Regions from separate parts of the Homo sapiens genome. Here region 1 is linked to region 2. The links are chromatin loops, found by intact Hi-C in ENCODE. Cell type or tissue: PC-3. All regions are shown on one strand. Region 1 overlaps ITSN1 (intersectin 1). Region 2 overlaps ITSN1 (intersectin 1).

Region 1 (2,500 bases), 93 kb before region 2:
TGTGAACTTTTAATTATGTAAAAAGAGTAATGAATTATACAGTTAATCTGCTTTCCTACTTTGTAACAGAAAATAGTTTAGAATTTTGCTTTGTTATTGTTTCTTTCCTTGAACTAATAATCATTTTATGATGTGACTAAAACTATAGGAACCAGTTTAAGAAAGAAAATCAGACATGGTTGATCTAAATCATTTTCTAAAAGAAAATAGTAGTTCCTTGTTCTAGTTACTCTCTTTAGAGTCTTAGAAGTAGTCAACTCTGCATTACTCTTAACATTTTTTTTTTTTTTAAAGATAATTTAGATTTTTTTTTTGTTGTGGTTGACACAAGTTCTCACTCTGTTGCCCAGGCTGGAGTGCAGTGGTGTGATATTGGCTCACTGCAACCTCTGCCTCCCTGCAACCTCTGCCTCCCTGCAACCTCTGCCTCCCTGCAACCTCTGCCTCCCGGGCTCAAGCAAAGCGATTCTCCCACCTCATCCTCCCAACTAGCTGGAACCACAGGCGTGCACCACCATGCCCAGCTAATTTTTGTAATTTTTATAGAGATAGGGTTTCTCCGTGTTGCCCAGGCTGGTCTTGAATTGCCTGGGCTCAAACGATCCTCCCAGGTCAGCCTCCCAAAGTGCTGAAATTACAGGCATGAGCCACCATGCCTGGCCTAGAATTTGTAAAGAACTGTGAAAGTTAACAATTGAAACAAACATGTTTCTTACCCAAGGACTGTATGTCTTTGAAGTATAAAGGGTGGTGTACAGGTGATTTTACTATTACTCATGCATTCATCTTGCCATATACACATCATATCTGTGGATCTTTAATAGGCTAAAATACCTAGAAATAACAATATGTTTGGCACTTAGAGAAATGAATTCCTGTGTCCCCTTTTTTCCTAATAGCTGCTTTCTCTGTAATTACCATGGGCTAGAAGAAGCAAGGCCAAACATCCCAAATTATTTTTTCTTTTTTTTGAGACAGGGTCTCACTCTGTCACCTAGGCCAGAGTGCAGTGGCATGATCTTGGCTCACTGCAGTTTCCACCTCCCAGGCTCAAGTGATCCTCCTGCCTCAGCCTCCTGAGTAGCTCAGAGGCGTGTGCCACCACACCGAGCTAATTTTTATTTTTTTACATTTTGTAGAGACAGAGTCTCCCTATGTTGCCCAGGCTCCAGATCTTTAAAAGTTAAAATCACCTTAACAGTAGCAAAAACCTCTTCAAGTATACTCCATGGCTTCATTCAGCACACAGTTATTGACTGAAACATGCTGGGTGCCAGCCTTACTCATCCTTTACAGAAAGAACTGTTGGTTTGGGCATGCCACTCTGTACACACAAATGGTAACTTGAGCCAGCGGGGTGTGTTTCTGTCAGCTTTCCTCTGACTTCACCACCTGCTGTTTCCTACACCGTGGTTTCTGATAGCCTGAAGCTACTTTACTCATACTGCCTCATATTTGAAGTAGTGTATCCTGTAAAGCAGATTAATTGTAAAATATGTAAACACCATATAATAGGAATCTAAAATTTCTGAAAATACAATGTCACATCAGTGAGGACCTCATTACAATTTTTTTTTTAATGTTAAACAAACCAGCCTAATATTTTTGAAACTGGATTTTGTTGCAACACAAGGTGCAGAGAAGCAGCTCGCTCTCATCCTAAAGTAAGGGAATGTTATGAAATGTGATGATGAGGAAATGTTGCAGGTGATCTGTATCTTAATGAGAAAGTGTTGCTCTTTTTCGGGAACATATCTGGGCTTCACTTGTAATCCTAGGCCTGTTGAAACCTTTTCCTCGAATTGGCTAGTTAACCACCAGCTTGATGAGATGCGTAGAGTTTAGATATGCTGTAAGAATAAAGCATGTCATTAAACATATATTTTGCCTTGCTTTCAAACCTTTGCTTTCCTGGTGGAGGTTAAAGGGGAATGGGTAAGTGTTGCCTAACTGTCAGGAAGTCTGCATCTTATTCAATGTTTTGTCCTTTTAAGTCACTTGAATTCTGTGTAAGTACACGTATCTCTGGGTGTTGTTGCGGCAGTAAAAATGTGTTTGAGTCTGTGTAGTAGGTTGTGCTTTTTAAAAAAAAAGTAAGTCGTAAGTCTTCTCAGTTTGTGTACTGGGTTTCTTTTTGTTAGATTCCTTTTAAGGACTAACTTGAATGCTCTGTGTTTGGCAAGGGATTAGGTCAAGTCTCCATCTCAGGCCATAGACAAAAAGGAGTTCCAAGTAGATTAAACATAAAAGATAAAATTCTGGGAAAAAAATTTTTTTAAGCAGACTATTGGAATAATTTTCTGGCTAAGAAAGGCCTTTTGAAGCTATAAAAACCAGAAGTCGTTAAGAGGCAAAAATGGACAGTCAACAATATGCAAAAATTAAAATGTCTATGTTTCAAAATATATGAGACCAAGGGTTACATAAAGGGTTACCCCTGTTACATAAAGATTCCGAACAGTTCACTTTGAAAGACACCCACAAGCCTTAAACAATTGGC
Region 2 (2,500 bases):
GAATCACTCGAACCTGGGAGGCGGAGGTTGCAGTGAGCCGAGATCACGCCACTGCACTCCAGCCTGGGTAACAGAGCGAGAGTCCTTCTCAAAACAAACAAAAAAAGAGCTAATGCAGACCTCTTCTGGTTAGACCTGACACGGAGGAAGTAATTGGCTGGTCAACTTAATGGCGCCCCACAGCTTCCTCTGGATCCTGCTTCTTTGTACTTGGAACACAGTTTATTTGAGCTAGAGGAAAGGAAAGTTCTAGAATTCCTGTTTCCTCAGCCTGCACTGTATCAGATCCAGGATATGTCTGCATTTCATCAGGATCAAGTAAGATACATAACCTTATATCTGTAGGAGCCAGAAAAAAAAAAATCTATTCCTGATAGGCATGGAAACTTAGTCCACATGAAAGACAGAAGACATCTAACAGCTGTCTGTCTTGGGAGCATTAAAACCCAGACACCAAGACACACTAGACAGTCCATCTCTGGGTTGTGATCTCTCAGAAACATCTTAGTAGTTAATGCACTGTTCATTTAGGGAGTCCCCATCCTGGTCCAGGCCACCCTCCTAGAAGCTGGGCGGCAGCTGGACGGGCCTGCCTTGGTGGCATTCAAGCAAGCCTAATTGGATTAGGTTGGTGCAAAAGTGATTGCGGTTTTTGCCATTGCTTTTGATGGCAAACTAACTTTAAGTCATTAAAATAAGACCCAACGCTTATAAAAGAGTTCATATCCACCTCCCAATAACTTCTTTAGTTCCATGCAGCCTCAATCAGTTCCTCCATTCAAAGGAACCCTCTTTACCCTGGCCCTGGGGGAGCCATATTACACCCACATCATAATTTTTCTGACACTATGTGTGCTTGTCAAATTTCAGGGTCAGTTTCCCCTTATTGGATGTCAGGGGTGTTTTGTGAGTTGTGTTTTAATAGGATTCTGTTCGATTTTCTATACCAGCCTATATTGTTACTATCATCTGCCTAGTATGAATATTTTAGTATTCAAAGCCCACCAGATAAAGCTGTGTTCAGAAGTGGACTTTTTGGTCAGCCTTGAAAAAAAAAAAATCAGCATTTCTCTGATATTTCCTGAGGATTAACCAGAAACTAAGGTTTCTTTTTAGGCAGTGGTAAGAATGCGTATTTTCTTCTTCCAGAAGTTCTGGTTTTATACTTTTATCTTTTGAAAGAATAACATTCCTGTGCGACTCTGCTTCTCTTCGCTTTTGCATTTCTCTTTTTTAACTCAAATCTCTTATTTCCTGCCGTTCCTGTATCTAAACAGAATGGGGGCCTCAGGCAGACAGGAACCAAAGAAAGGGTGTAGTGGCTTTGCAGCGTTGGGTGAGCAGCAGCCGCTGCCATTCTGTGCACTGTCACCGGCGGGGGTGGAGGGTCTCCCTGTAGGAGGAGGAAACTCGCTGTTTTCACTGGCAGATTTCAAGGTGCCGGCTCCACCTACCGCAGCTGCTAGGCATTGCTCTTGTGTAGATCGCAGAAGGAGTTATTGGTGATGTGGGGTGTAGGGGAAGACAGGAAAACGGACTCAGAGCTAGGAATGTGGGCCTGGCAGAGACCGAAGGCTGGGTGGGAAGGAAGCTCGCGGCGAGCCTAGGGTTCAAGCCTAGCGCGCCAGGGGTCTCCAGTGAGACCTTGCTCTTCCCTGCCGCTGAGGCTGGGGCTGCACGGAGGTCCTCAGGCTTCCCACCCTTTCTGCATCAGCTTTAGTGTCTGTCGGCTGGGTGGACTGCAGGGCAGGTGACCTGGAGGAGGCCCTGCTCCCCAGCAAGCGTTCTAGGAGTTACGGTGTGCTCTATTGGGATTGGATTACAGTCTCTACTTGTAGACTTTGACTTCTGGAATTTTAGGTGGAAGGGAATTTTTGTTGGTGGGACGCAGCAGCTCAGTGCGTGGTGTGTGCATGCGTGTTTGTGCGTGCGTGTGCATGTATGTGTTTGTGCGTGCACGTGTGCGTGTGTGTGCATGGGTTTGCGTGCATGCATGTGTGTGCGTGCGCGTGTTTGTGTGTGCATGTGTGTGTGTCTACGTGTGTGTGCACGCATGTGTGTGCGTGTATGTGTGCGTGTGTGCATGTTTGTGAGTGCATGTGTTTGTGCGTGTGTGCGTATTTGTGTGTGTGCGTGTGTGTGCGTGTGTATGTGCGTGTATGCATGTGCATGTTTGTGTGTGCGTGCATATGTGTATGTGTGTGCGCGTGCGTGTGCGTGCATGTGTGCGCATGCGTGTGTACCTACCCACACCTAGGGGGATGCATGGCTCTGTGCCTTGGAGAGGGAAACAGGAAATACGTTGCTCCACAGTCCTGTCATCCTGGTCAGGACTAGTCGCGTGGTTTGCGGACAGAGTGCAAAATGAAAATGCGAGGCCCCTTGTTCAGGTGATGAAGCATTTCTAGACAGTGAGAGGAGAGCATTAAGCCAAGCTCAGGTCCCTTCTGAGTGCATAGCCCCTTGTGGCTGCCAGGCAGCACACCCAGGAGGCCGGCCC

The links. Hi-C counts contacts between places; a loop is a spot of excess contacts. Peaks named below come from ENCODE experiments on the same cell type or tissue, not always from the same donor. Only the 100,000 strongest peaks of a DNase experiment are listed, where the experiment ranks them.
Region 1: it touches region 2 in a loop (7-fold over the local background); 2 of 110 quality-filtered maps call a loop at or near these places.

What each region holds. Positions count from the first base shown.
Region 1 is chr21:33,800,510-33,803,009 of GRCh38, forward strand. It overlaps ITSN1 (intersectin 1), which reads left to right. Exons shown (of 40, transcript NM_003024.3): 20 at 1,921-1,935. Among named protein-coding and RNA genes, the nearest start is that of ATP5PO, 110 kb to the right of the region's middle. RefSeq lists an enhancer at 1,153-1,654. In PC-3, no CTCF peak of the experiment used is centred here; a DNase peak (open chromatin) is centred at 1,342; H3K4me3 peaks cover 639 bases; H3K27ac peaks cover 1,856 bases.
Region 2 is chr21:33,893,500-33,895,999 of GRCh38, forward strand. It overlaps ITSN1 (intersectin 1), which reads left to right. Exons shown (of 40, transcript NM_003024.3): 40 at 1-2,500. Among named protein-coding and RNA genes, the nearest start is that of ATP5PO, 21 kb to the right of the region's middle. RefSeq lists enhancers at 1,384-1,970, 1,971-2,500. In PC-3, a CTCF peak has its summit at 1,450; a DNase peak (open chromatin) is centred at 1,462; H3K4me3 peaks cover 772 bases.